Regions from separate parts of the Homo sapiens genome. Here region 1 is linked to region 2. A link is a loop called in an ENCODE intact Hi-C map of the cell type or tissue named here. Cell type or tissue: adrenal gland. All regions are shown on one strand. Links, peaks and the distances in the headings refer to the core of each region. The heading gives the core; the rest is flanking DNA.

Region 1 (7,173 bases), core at 1,724-5,723, 140 kb before region 2:
GAGAACAGAGAAACCTGAATAATGCATATTGGTTAGCATAGTAAGAAGCCACATGTGGGCTGGGCGCGGTGGGTGGCTGACGCCTGTAATCCCAGAACTTTGGGAGGCCAAGGCGGGCAGATCACGACATCAGGAGTTTGAGACCAGCCGGACCAAGATGGTGAAACCCCATCTCTACTAAAAATACAAAAATTAGCCGGGCGTGGTGGTCCACGCAGGTAATCCCAGCTACTCGGGAGGCTGAGGCGGAGAATCGCTTGAACCCGGGAGGCGGAGGTTGCAGTGAGCCGAGATGGCGCCATTGCACTCCGCCCTGGGCGACAGAGCGACTCTGTCTCAAAAAAAAAAAAAAAAAAGAGCCACCTGTGTTGATTGTATGTCTTTTTTTTTTTTTTTTGAGACGGAGTCTCACTCTGTCGCCCAGGCTGGAGTGCAGTGGGTCGCACGATCTCTGCTCACTGCAAGCTCCGCCTCCCGGGTTGACGCCATTCTCCAGCCTCAGCCTCCGGAGTAGCTGGGACTACAGGCGCCCGCCACCACGCCCGGCTAATTTTTTTGTATTTTTAGTAGAGACAGGGTTTCACTGTGTTAGCCAGGATGGTCTCGATTTCCTGACCTCGTGATCTGCCCACGTCGGCCTCCCAAAGTGCTGGGATTACAGGCGTGAGCCACCGCGCCCGGCCGACTGTATGTAATTTTTTTTACCTGTGATTTTTAGAACCATGCCAGGCATATAATATACATTCATCTGTTGAATATGTTGACCCTGATCGTGGTGTGCACTTTCAAGAGGCAGCCGTTTGAGGATTGTCTACCAACTGTACTGGGAACAATGCCTGACTCTGTGTAGGAGTTCAATAAATATTTATTGGATAAATGAATAAATCCCTTTTTTTCCTTTTGTTTTAACATTTGCTTTTTAAAAATAATGGGAAGATAATTATAACACCTTTCTGCACTTCGGCAGTTGTAAAATATATATATAATTTTAGGTATCTTTTTGGAAAATAGACTATTTTTTAGAGCAGTTTCGGTTCATAGCAAAATTGAGAAGGTACAGAGATTTTCCATATCCTTTCTGCCCCCAAATACACACAGTCTAAGTACCTTTTTTGCCTTTAAAGTAGGGTTTGAAAAATTATCCCTTCTCTGTTGTTCATTCTACTTAGGCATGATATGTGTACATATCTTTATATAAGAACACTTTATAGTGTGTTGAATTTTTTTCCCTAGTGTGTCGAAATTTTAAACTAGTTTTTTAATCTTAAAGTAACAAATTATTAACAGTTCCAGGTATTGGATAATTATTACCTCTTCTTACTGCCCTTGAATGCTAAATTGGAGAACCCTATTAACAATCGTCCCTAGCTCTTCTACTGCTCTTTTTTCTTTTTTCTTTTTCGAGATGGAGTTTTGCTCAGTCACCCAGGCTGGCGTGCAGTGGCGCGATCTCAGCTCACTGCAACTTCTGCCTCCCAGGTTCAAGTGATTCTCATGCCTCAGCCTCCTGAGTAGCTGCAGGCCCCCACCACCATGCCCTGCCAATTTTTGTATTTTTCATACTAGAGATGGGGTTTCACCACGTTGACCAGGCTGGTCTCAAACTCCTGACCTCAAGTGATCTGCCTGCCTCTGCCTTCCAAAGTGCTGGGATTACAGGTGTGAGCCACCATGCCTGGCCTCTACTGCTCCTTTTTCTTTTTTTTTTTTTGAGATGGAGTCTCGCTGGGTTGCCCAGGCTGGAGTGCAGTGGCGTGATTTCGGCTCACTGCAAGCTCGGCCTCCCAGGTTCACACCATTCTCCCGCCTCAGCCTCCCGAGTAGCTGGGACTACAGGCGCCTGCCACCGCGCCCGGCTAATTTTTTGTATTTTTAGTAGAGATGGGGTTTCACCTTGTTAGCCAGGATGGTCTCGATCTCCTGACCTTGTGATCCGCCTGCCTCGGCCTCCCAAAGTGTTGGGATTACAGGCGTGAGCCACTGCGCCCGGCCTACTGCTCCTTTTTCTTAACCCTTCAGAGATTTCTGTTTGGGATGAACATGGCAAGACCAACAGGGGAGATAATACTCCCTGAACCATGGTGGGTAGGGCAGAACTGCTTCAGAAGAGAAACAAAATCAACTTAGTTTTGCCATCCTTACTTCTCCATGAGAACAAATTTTGCACATGTCTTTTCTGTTTAGTGGATATTAAAAGAAAACAAACCGTGGGAGGCCTGGAGATTTTGCAGTTGATATTTAGATATCAGTTTTGTTGCCCTCACTTTGTACATTAGACAGAATCCTGAAAATTTGTGTAAATTGCCATTTTGGTAGGCAAAACTGTACTTTAAGCACATAAAAGAGTTTTATAAGTGTCTATACTTACTATGTGAACACATTACAACTCATGCTTTACATTGGTGAGACATGGAAAGTGCTTCTTTGAAGGACTATTCAAGTATCACCCACTAAGCAGCTAAAGCTAATATTATGTTTCCTGCAAGTATTACTCATACTTGTTTCATCAACACCACCCACATTTAAAAATAAGGCTTTATTTTGACACTTAAAAATTGAAAGCTACTAAGAATACATGAATGCCCTGGGAAATTAATCTAATTAGATTTTAGAATGTGGGTGTGAAGTCTTCTGGAATTAGTGTTTATAAAGGAATATTTGTTTCCTGTTTTACTTGTACACTCATACTAGCTTGAGCCTAGTAATGTGTTTAGTTAAAAAAACTTTTTTTTTTAATGATGAGGCCAAATATGTGTATTATATTAGAGAGTAATTTGGGGGTATGTAAGTTTTTGTTTGTTTGTTTTTTGAGATGGAGTTTCGCTCTTGTCGCCCAGGCTGGAGTGCAATGGCACGATCTCAGCTCACTGCAACCTCCACCTCCCGGGTTCAAGCGATTCTCCTGCCTCAGCCTCCCGAGTAGCTGGGATTACAGGCGTGTGCCACCACGCCTGGCTAATTTTGTGTTTTTAGTAGAAATGGGATTTCACCATGTTGGCCAGGCTGGTCTCAAACTCCTGACCTCAGGTGATCCACCCGCCTTGGCCTCCCAAAGTGCTGGGATTACAGGCATGAGCCACCGTGCCTGACCTCTCTATTATCTTAAAGTCTCGAATGATTGTTATCATTACTGCCATTTATTGAGTGCCTACTATGCCCCAGGTGCTGGACAAAGTGTTTACATCCATCATCTTGTTTATTTGTTACAAGAATCCAGCAAGGTAACTACCATTTGTGCCAATATCCTGGAAGAAGAGGCTTAGATGGAGTCATTAGTACAGTTTTACTGGGGAGTAACACCTGTGAAGGGGAAAGAGTGGAAGCCATCAGATCACGATGCAGACCTGACAGAGTCCCCACCAGGCCAATGGGGAGCTCCAGAGCAGACACAAGAATCCTCTGGCAGAAATGGCTCGGCCTCTGTATCTCTGCCTTCCTTTATCATTGGCCAGAGGTCGTCCCAAGAAGAGGATGGCCTTGGCTGCCAGCTTGCTTAGTCATTGGCTGGGGGTGCTACAAGAAGAGATGCCCTCGACTCAAAAGATGAGGTGGACCCTAAAGGAGGCTGCATGCTAGCCACAGTCCTTGCAGCTGGGCAGCGAGTCATTTTTTGCCACTTCTCCATGTTGCCCAGGCTGGGGTGCAGTGGCACGATCTCGACTCACTGCAACCTCTGCCTCTTAGGTTCAAGTGATTCTCCTGCCTCAGCCTCCCAAGTAGCTGGGATTACAGGCACATGTCACCACACTCTGCTAATTTTTGTATTTTTTTTGTAGAGACGGGGTCTTTCTATGCTGCCCAGGCTGGCCTTGAACTCCTGGGCTCAAGTGATCCTTCCACCTTGGCCTCCCAAAGAGCTGGGATTACAGGCATTAGCCACTTGGCCAAAAACTGGATCTTCTGTGTTAGTAGTGCACAGTTCCCTTTATCCCCACCACTCACTCATATTTCCCCATCACTGCAGTAGATTTTGCTTTATAAAACAGTTGATGTTATTCATATTGAGAATCACTGAGAATCAATGACTCACACCACTAAATGCTGCAGAGCCAGCAGAAACAGTCATGAATGAAGCTCGTACTCAAGCAGATGCTTCATAGATGTCTAGTAATCTCCTAATCCTTTCAAAGCCAGTTATTGTTTCTCTTTTCTAATTTAAATAAATTTGTGTGGATATTAATTAGTAGGAGTAGTATCAAGTTTCTGAATTTGCCCAACAGAAGTATGTCTTGGCGAAAACTATTTTTAAGGAAATTGAGAAAGAACAAGGAGGAATACAGAGTCTCACTCTGTTGACCAGGCTGGAGTGCAGTGGCACAAACATGGCTCGCTGCAGCCTCAATCTCCTGGGCCCAAATGAGCCTTTCGCCTCAGCCTCCTGATTAGCTGGGACCACAGGTGTACACTACCACGCCTGACCAACTTGTTTTTTTTTTTTTTTTTGAGATGGAGTCTTGCTCTGTCGCCCAGGCTGGAGTGCAGTGGTGTGATCTCAGCTCACTGCAATCTCCGCCTCCCGAGTTCAAGCGATCCTCCTGCTTCAACCTCCCGAGTAGCTGGGAGTACAGGCGTTTGCCCGGCTAATTTTTTGTATTTTTAGTAGAGACGGGGTTTCACAGTGTTAGCCAGGATGGTCTCGATCTCCTGACCTCGTGATCTACCTGCCTTGGCCTCCCAAAGTGCTGGGATTACAGGTGTGAGCCACCGCAGCTGGCCTGTCTAACTTTTTTTTTTTTTTTTGAGACAGAGTCTTGTTCTGTCACCCAGGCTGGAGTGCGGTGGCGCAATCTCTGCTCACTGCAAGCTCTGCCTCCCAGGTTCATGCCATTCTCCTGCCTCAGCCTCCCGAGTAGCTGGGACTACAGGCACCCGCCACCATGACTGGCTAATTTTTTTTTTTTTTTTTTTTGTATTTTTAGTAGAGGCGGGGTTACCATGTTAGTCACTGTGTTAGCCAGGCTGGTCTCACTCTCCTGACCTCGTGATCCGCCCGCCTCGGCCTCCCAAAATTCTGTGATTACAGGCGTGAGCCACCGTGCCCAGCCCGGCCTGGCTAACTTTTTTAAAAAAGTTTTTTTTGTAGAGGTGGGGGGGTCTTCCTGTGTTGCCCAGGCTGGACTTGAACTTTTGACCTCAAGTGATCACCGGCCTCGGCCTCCCAAAGTGCTGGGATTACAGGCGTGAGCCACCATGCCTGGCCGACATTCAGGGTTTTAAAGTTTTGAGTCTTCAGGAACAAGAAACGAAACACTTTCTCTATTATCTATAGCAGAAGAAAACTTGGGACCTGTAAAGGAATCTCCTCCCCTTGTACTTCTATTTGCACAGCCAAAATTGAGAACGGGTTCCTGAAATCCATTTAAAGACCAGACAGGCTCTGGGGACAAACGGTGTGGGTGCTCCCAGTTGAGTGAGGCAGTGCTGGAGGGCTCAGCCTGGGTTGCCTTGCTTACCTAATCTAATATTTATTAGTATCGGGCAAGTCCTTGCATCTCTGTTCCTCGCTTTCCCAATCTATAAAGTATGGTATGATGCTTGCCTTTCTCTTGACAAGAAGGCATAAAGGTGAGAGATTGTTCGTAAAGTACTTTGAGGTTGTTGGATGAAAGGTGATAGGTAAACACAAATTATTATAATCATGGGGAAGGTTAATGAAAAAAACTCTGGTCCCTGGGAACAAACTGTAGAACTCTCCTGCGGTAAGCAGGATTCATGAAAAATGAGCTATTTTCTGTCCTAGCCTTCTGATTTAAAATTTGGTGTACATGTTAACAATACAATAAACCTAATATTTGGAAAATGCCTGGAAATCGTTGCTTTGGACAGGAAATCTGGATTTCAGGAGGTCATATTAATAGCATGTTTATCTTTTCCTCCTTGAAGAAAAATAAAATCCACTCCAAAACACTAATCATACTAATTTTTAGCAGTATACTTGGGCCTTCTTAAGATTTAAGTTTTTTCTAGGGGGAATTAATTTTCTTTGGCTATTATTACCACTTTAAAAAAAAAAAAGTTCCACTGAAGTCACATTATTTCCTCACCTAAAAAGCTGGATATTTGCTGCTTGAAACATCTAATGAATTATTCTGCCTATCAGCTTAGTTTGGGATTGATTTCTTCTTGGCAGAGATAATGAAGAGGTTTAGAAGTATTTGCATTGGAACAGATATGGAAATTTCTGGAAATGTTTGGGCAAGGACATTTAGATTTCATAAGTGTATATGTGTATGTAAAATATATTCTTCACCATGACTGACTTTTAAAATTTACATTTTACTTATTGGCCAGGCACGGTGGCTCATACCTGTAATCCCAGCATTTGGGGAGGCCAAGGCGAGAGGATAGCTTGAACTCAGGCGTTCAAGACCAGCCTGGGTAACATACTGAGATCCCATCTCTACTAAAAATTAAAAAATTACCTGGGCATAGTGGTGCATGCCTGTAGTCCCAGCTACTTGGGAAGCTGAGATGGGAGGATCACTTCAGACCAGGAGTTGGAGGCTGGCTGCAGTGAGCTGTATTTGTGCCATTGCACTCCAGCCTGGGTGACAGAGCAAGACCTTGTCTGGGAAAAAAAAAAAAAAAGTTTATTTTAACTTATCCTTAAAAATAGGCTATTTACATTGTTCAGTTTCAAAAGTAAGGTGTACGTGTGAAGTCTCCCTGTCATTCTAGGAGAGGTTTAGTTCTTGTTACGGCCATTTTTGGCAAGAGGAGTAGTGGTGGTAGTGCTCAGTGTTTATAACTTTGTACATAAAAGGAAACCAAACAAAATTGTAAAAATTTCATCAGGCCAGGCGCAGTGGCTCACTCCTGTAATACCAGCACTTTGGAAGGCCGAGTCGGGCAGATCATGAGGTCAGGAGTTTGAGACCAGCCTGACCAACATGGTGAAATCCCATCTCTATTAAAAATACAAAAAACTTAGCCAGGCATGATGGCGCTCGCCTGTAATCCCAGCTACTCGGGAGGCTGAGGCAGGAGAATCGCTTGAATCTAGGAGGTGGATGTTGCAGTGAACTGAGATTGTGCCACTGCACTCCAGCCTGGGCAACAGAGCGAGACTCCCTGTCAAAAAAAAGAAAGAAAGAAAGAAAGAAATTATTGTGTAATAAGGACTAAGGTAGGGTAACTCCATGGAAATGTGTACAGGAGTGTAACTCAGGTGGG
Region 2 (7,173 bases), core at 1,182-5,181:
TACTTGGGAGGCTGAAGCAGGAGACTCACTTAAACCAGGAGTCGGAGGTGGCAGTGAGCCGAGGTCGTGCCACTTTACTCCAGCCTGGCAACAGAGCAAGACTCCCTCTCAAAAAAAAAAAGCAGGCAGTTTGCAGTGTTTGCCAGAAGAGGGATACAGAGGAACGGGGAGGACAGGGGAGAATGAGGTCGCTTCCTTAAGGAAGTTTGGAGAACTTGCCATGGCATGGGGGGTGTGGCCAGAAATGGGTGTGGTGTGGCTGGAGCTTAGATGTCTTAAGTCCTAATAGTGAAATGTGGCACTAAAGAGTGGGAAGTGCCAATGGGGGCGAGGTAGGGAAACATCTGGGTTTTATGTGGCAAACATTGAGGAGCTATGGGAGGTCCCCTAGCAGGGTGTCGATGCAGTCAGAGCTGTACCTTAGGAAAGTCATCGTCAGATGTGTAGGATCCACTGGAAGACATGGAGGATGGTTAGAAAGACTAGCCCAGGCCGGGCATGGTGGCTCACGCCTGTAATCCTAGAACTTTGGGAGGCTGAGGCAGGCAGATCACCTGAGGTCAGGAGTTCTAGACCAGCCTGCCCAACATGATGAAACCCCGTCTCTACTAAAAATACAAAAATCAGTGAGGCGTGGTGGCGGGCGCCTGTAATCCCAGCTACTCGGGAGGCTGAAGCATGAGAATTGCTTGAACCCAGGAGGCAGAGGTTGCAGTGAGCCAAGATCGTGCCATTGTACTCCAGTATGGGCAACAGAGGGCAACTCTGTCTCAAAAAAAAGAAAGAAAAGATAAACTAGCTTAGTGTTTCTAAACCAATGAACCTTGAAACGATGTCCTGCAGAGCGTTAATAAGGAGGCCATGAAAGAAGCTCTCAGGCCAGGCTCAGTGGCTCACACCTGTAATCCCAGCACTTTGGGAGGCTGAGGCCAAGAGTTCAGGGCTACAGTGAGCTATGATCGTACCACTGCACTCCAGCCTAGGCGATAGTGTGAAACCCTCTCTAAAAAATAAATAAATAAATAAATAAAATTACGAAAAAGTTGCATTTTAATATAATGAATAAATTTTTAAAACTAGCAATCAGAGCTCAAGTAAGTTTGGGAAGCCCTGGGATAAATAAATTTTACAGATTTCTTTACTACAGGACTTTTCAGAGCCTTTAATAGACTAAATGTTCATTGTGACAAAATAAGAAAGACGTACCAGTTTAAACGTTCCCAGTTTTACTTCATATTCCAACCATCCCCCACCGTACCCTGTTGCCCTGTTAACAGCTCCCTAAACTCTTTGCCTTGCAGAAAACTGGGGGGTGGTGGGCAGCCTTTGAAATGATCCTAGCAGAAGGTCTTGGGGGCCTTGTTCAAGGAATGGATACAGAGATGCCGCCATTGACAAACTGCATATATTCGGGGCTGATCAAAAGCCAGGAACAAAAAGGAGAGGAAATCCAAGACGGCTCCCAGAGTTGCATTCCTGGGAGGACAGAGAGGTCTAGGGAAGTGGAAAAGCAGGAGGATATAGTTAGGAGGAAGAACAGTGAATCCAGGTTCATCTATGTTGTTTCAGGTGTTGGGGCCATGTCTAGGTGGCAGTGTGCTGCAGACAGTGGGAAAAGTGGAATCTTGGCTGCAGAAAGTACCAGAATGGAAGCAATATGTGAGGACAGTGTTTAAAGAGGAGCAGTTGGGCCGGGCGTGGTGGCTCACGCCTGTAATCCCAGCGCTTTGGGAGGCCGAGGCGGGTGGATCACCTGAGGTCAGGAGTTCAAGACCAGCCTGACCAACATGGTGAAACCTCGTCTCTACTAAAAATACAAAATTAGCCGGGCGTGGTGGCACATGCCTGTAATCTCAGCTACTCGGGAGGCCGAGGCAGGAGAATCACTTGAACCCGGGACAAGTGGCATCACACTCCAGCCTGGGCAACAGAGCAAGACTCTGTCTCAAAACAAACAAACAACAACAACAAAAAAATTGGGAGGCTGAGGCTGGTGGATCACCTAAGGTCAGGAGTCAGACCAGCCTGACCAACATGGTGAAACCCCATCTCTACTAAAAATAGAAAGGTTAGCCGGGTGTGGTGGTGCACACCTATAGTCTCAGCTGCTCGGGAGGCTGAGACAGGAGAATCGCTTGAACCGGGGAGGTGGAGGTTGCAGTGAGTTGAGATTGCACCACAGCACTCTGGCCTGGGCAACAAGAGCAAGACTCCATCCCCCACAACCCCCCCAAAAAATAACAGACAAAAGAGAAGCAGTTGGAGCCACGAGGGTACCTTTCTCCTGAGAGAGATCCAAGTGAGACAGAAGAAGACTAGAGAAGAGAACCAAAGATTTATCCAGTGAGAAATACTTACCATTCTGGGAGGGAGGAGAAAGAGGGCCCTGGAGGACTTAGAGAGGGTCCCTAGAGAGACAGAGGTAAGAACCTGGACATTTCTGTGCAGAAGGAGATGGTTTTGAGGCAGTGGGTGAGGGGTCCGTGCATCTGAGAAGGTCCGAGTGGGGTGAATTTTGTGTGGACTTCATCTTCGACGACACTTGTTTCATTGCGAAGGCCACTGTTTGCTTCCTCCCTGCATTTGCCAAGACATCTAACATATCCTGATATTGCTTTTTCAGGTCAGAATGAAGGAACGATTTCCGTAGTTGAAGGAGAAACATTGTATGTCATAGAGGAAGACAAAGGCGATGGCTGGACCCGCATTCGGAGAAATGAAGATGAAGAGGGTTATGTCCCCACTTCATATGTCGAAGTCTGTTTGGACAAAAATGCCAAAGGTGCTAAGACTTATATTTAATACCATAAAAAAAAAAAACTTAAAAAAAATGGAGTTGTTTCTCCCCACAACCATGACTGTTACAGGCAGTTCCTCAAGAGACTGGCTGGCAAGCACCATAATGCACGTTCTCCTGTAGTCTCACGTGGACTTCAGGGTCTGGGCACCTGAATTGCCTTGTCTAGTTTGGGCTGTAATCAAGTTTCACTTGCTGATGAAATTTTATGTGGAAAGCTGCCAACCGCCAACTTACAGCTATGTCATTCAAAATCTGATAAACATTTCTTCTTTTGGCGGTATCTGTAGATTAAAAAAAAAGTTGCATTGTAGCTTCTCATCTTTCTGAATTTAAAAGCCGGCACGCATCATGCAGGTGCCAAAGACTTCCCTACTCTTGTTTATATCTAGTATCCACCATACACTGAGCTACATTAGGTGGTTACAGATTGTAACTTAATAAACTGAACTGTGTTAGTTTGTTAAATTGTATACTCATTCACTTGGGAGGAAGTCACAAGTGAAATAACATCTCCTTCTTGACTAAAGCAGTAAATAAGATTCTTATATTGGCACCAAAAGTGTGTGTTTTTACTTAAACCTGGTCAGCATCCTTGGTAGGGCATCACGAGTACCCTGTTCCATCTACATGATCCCAGACAACCAGCTGAAATCTGGAAAAGTTTGGTGAATTGACCACTTGATTTTTACATTGCATTGCTGATTTTCCAAGTGTCATCAAATTGACAGGTTTTTGTTGTTGTGTTTGTGTTTTTGTTGTTGTTGTTGTTTTGAGACAGAGTCTGGCTCTGTTGCCCAGGCTGGAGTACAGTGGCTCACTGCAACCTCCGCCTCCCCCAGGTTCAAGCGATTCTCCTGCCTCAGCCTCCCGAGTAGCTGGGATTACAGGTGTGCACCACCACGCCTGGCTAATTTTTGTATTTTTAGTAGAGACGGGTTCGCTCTGTTGGCCAGGCTGGTCTCAAACTCCTGACCTCAAGTGATCTGCCTGCTTCTGCCTCCCAAAGTGCTGGGATTATAGGCGTGAGCCACCGCACCTGGCCCAAATTGACAGTTGATCAGATGTGCTAGTGCTGTTTAGATGGAGTTACTTAAAAGGCAGAGCGTGTCCCTGCATCAGCTCCTTTTGGCTGTGATTTCCTCTCACACTTGGTTCGGTTTCTGTTGGTTTTCCAAGTAGAGCTGCACTCACGCTTGCCCAGGTGGGGCTATAAAGAGAACGTGGTGTGGCAGCAAATGCTTCTCCCCACAGACACAGATCTCAGCACATTGCTGTTCAAAGACTTTGGGGGTTTGCTTTTGTTTTTTTGTTGTTGTTGTTTTTGTTTTGTTTTGTTTCTGCTTTTAATCATTGGCAAGGTTTGGATTTACTGGAAATTATTTTAGAATTTCTGGCTCATTTTATACAATTAACTGTAGCCAGAATGAAGTAAAATGTCTCACCACATCGAAAGGAATCTAGGCCACATGAGAATTTGCATTTTTAAATTGGCATTGATGTGGGAGGGGAGATAGTGAAGTTGGTCACATGCGTAGATGGTTGCCAGGCATTTCACTGTGCCCATTTCCAGAATCCACCCCGAGATCATAGACAACCCACTACAAATGGGTCAGAATGAAGGTGTTGGGTCAGATTCTCTTTTTATTTGATTTTGAAAATTATTTCCTTGTGTCCTTCCTACTTTCAAGTAGGAAATTAGCCCCTGCCTGCCTCTACATTGTGGGTTCATTTGATCAGCTCAAGTCCATTTAAAGCTGATTTTCCAAGCAGTAGCTGCACATTCGGGCTCTAGAACCTAGTAGGGGTTCTGGATGCTAGGGGCCGTGTTTCAAGATTCTCACAGCCAGTTAACCTTTATTTAGTGACAGCCTGATTTTTTAAAAAACTTTTTTTTTTTTTTTTTTTGAGATGGAGTCTCGCTCTGTCGCCAGGATGGAGTGCGGTGGCACAATCTTGGCTCACTGCAACCTCTGCCTCCTGAGTTCAAGCGATTCTCCTGCTTCAGCCTCCCAAGTAGCTGGGACTACAGGCGTGTGCCACCATGCCCAGCTAATTTTTTGTATTTTTAGTAGAGACAGGGTTTCACCGTGTTAGCCAGAATGGTCTTGATCTCCTGACCTCATGATCTGTCCACCTCAGCCTCCCAAAGTGTTGGGATTACAGGCATGAGCCCGTGCCTGGCTTTTTTTTTTTTTTTTTTTTTTTTTGAGACAGAGTCTCACTCTGTCACCTAGACTCAAGGGCAATGATACAATCCTGGCTCACTACAACCTCTGCCTCCCGAGTTCAAGTAATTCTTGTGCCTCAGCCTCCCCAGTAGCTGGGATTACAGGTGCCTGCCACCACACCCGGCTAATCTTTGTATTTTTTTTTTTTTTTAGTAAAGACAGGTTTTCACCATGTTGGCCAGGCTTGTCTCAAACTCTTGGGCTCAAGTGATCCGCCCGCCTCAGCCTCCCAAAGTGCTGGGATTACAGGGTGAGCCACCGTGCCAGGCCCAAATTTCTTTTGGATACTTTTGCTGGCATAGTATCAATAAAGCCACCCATCCCGACCCCAGGCCTCTTTGTAGATATTGCAGCAAGAAAATCAGCTGACCCTTCAACCACAAGGATCTGTTTAAATGAGCAGTAGGAAGTTTCCAGCTTTACCCAGTAAACAAGTGAATGGGAAACCTAAGGTATTAAAATCTGACCTTTCTATCCGATGACAAACTCATTTCCAGTCTGTGAACTCCTGGACAAAGCAAACTAACCACTGAAAAACTCGAAAATAGGGCAAGACGACATTAACCTTGTGAAAGTCTGCTTTGAAAAAAGGCATTCTGTCAAGCTGTGTATTTTTTTCTTGATTATTCAAATTTATTTCGTTATTCAAATTTAATTCAGAAAATAGCTCAGTTGGTTTCAGGGGGAATGGGGTGGGAGGGGTTTGGGCACATAAATTTATGATGATAATTTTAAATGTACGATCATTAAGTTGTATGCCTCAGTACTATAACAGGTGAATCTCTGTAATATTGACTAAACAGTTAAAAGATATTTTGTAAATTTCAGGTCCATCGCATCAATGCATGAAATATTAGAAAACCAAATTCCAAAGAATCAGGAATTTCCATTTCCACCCAAAGTATACTTTATTATCTTCTAGCAGTTGTCTGTTAATATAAAAGCAGCAAAATCTCAGCTACTTATATAATTTTCTCCTTTTATTTGAAAGTTACACTTAGAGATTAATAATATGTACAGAGAAGCTTTTCCTGCCTACTCTGTTTATAACTCTGTCCAACTTGCCCACAAACACTGCCCTCCTTCAACCCATCTGATGTGGGCAAAGCCACTGTTTTCTTAGGCCCATAACTCAGTGCAGCTGTTTTATTTTTATAATGCCGGTCAACCTTTTTGTGTGTGTGTGTGTGTGTGTGTGTGTGTGTGTGTGTGTGTGTGTGTGTGTCTACGATGTGCTTATTTAATAATTGCCAAAATATTTAGACTAGAGTAACTTCCGGTGGGTCAATTGGATTGTGACTTTCTTTTGTGGTTTTTTGGTTCTTCGATTGCTCTCTGTTAAATATTTTCATAATTCCCCCCACAGAATACGTGTGTATATACTGCAACTTAAAAACTAAAAGCAGTACTCGAATGAGTTGTTTTAATGTTGTACTTTTATCTGTTTGTTTTATGGGTTCTCCTGCTGCCTAATGACCTTTCTGTTTTTATAACTGCCGGAAAGCCGCGAAGCCTCTCGCATGGGGAGCTAGGTCCCCGCTGCGGCTCCGCACTTGAGTTTATTATAAACTCTGGGGTTCTGAGTAAGTTTTGTTTGAATACAGCAACATGATTGTCTCTTTCTATTCTTATCCTAAAAGACTCTGTCTGGCATCTTTTAGTTGTACCCTCGTATCTGCTTCTCTAATAAATGTTATATTTTTTCTCAGTATTGTGTATTTTAAGTGACTTTTCATGTTTCCAAGAAAATTATTCTGTGTAATATGAATATTTAACTCTTTCATCTCCAGTAATAGGGGATTTTCTAGCCCAATGCTTTTTTAAAAATTCTGCCTCCCACCCCTACCTCCTCCTTTAAATGATGGCACCTCCCCTGTTTCTGATCTTGCGTGCACTCAGGGCCTGAGAAGTCTGTGTTTCTTTTGTTTCTTTTCTCTCTCCTTGAGATGAAGAGCTTTTCACGGTTTATTGCGGAATGAATACAGAACAACAGGTTTTCCTTTTCACCAAAGATTTTACATTGTACTGCTGAAGAGCCAAGAGTTTCCTTCTGAGAGAATTGGACCTTCATGTTCCTTGTACCATTCTAGGAAATTGATGCATTTCTTTTCTTTTCTTTTTTTTCTGGAGTTGAATTCTCACTCT

What was found. Peaks named below come from ENCODE experiments on the same cell type or tissue, not always from the same donor. Only the 100,000 strongest peaks of a DNase experiment are listed, where the experiment ranks them.
Region 1: a loop joins it to region 2, with 2.2 times the contacts of the local background. A loop is called at or near these places in 79 of 110 quality-filtered maps.

Annotation. Positions count from the first base shown.
Region 1 is chr9:130,031,583-130,038,755 of GRCh38, reverse strand. All of the region lies in intron 1 of FNBP1 (formin binding protein 1), which reads left to right. Among named protein-coding and RNA genes, the nearest start is that of FNBP1, 8.0 kb to the left of the region's middle. RefSeq lists enhancers at 3,064-3,564, 3,487-3,566, 3,565-4,065. In adrenal gland, for the core only: no CTCF peak of the experiment used is centred there; no DNase peak of the experiment used is centred there; H3K27ac peaks cover 642 bases.
Region 2 is chr9:129,891,447-129,898,619 of GRCh38, reverse strand. It overlaps FNBP1 (formin binding protein 1), which reads left to right. Exons shown (of 17, transcript NM_015033.3): 16 at 2,624-2,782. Among named protein-coding and RNA genes, the nearest start is that of MIR6855, 25 kb to the right of the region's middle. RefSeq lists a silencer at 5,236-5,530. In adrenal gland, for the core only: no CTCF peak of the experiment used is centred there; no DNase peak of the experiment used is centred there.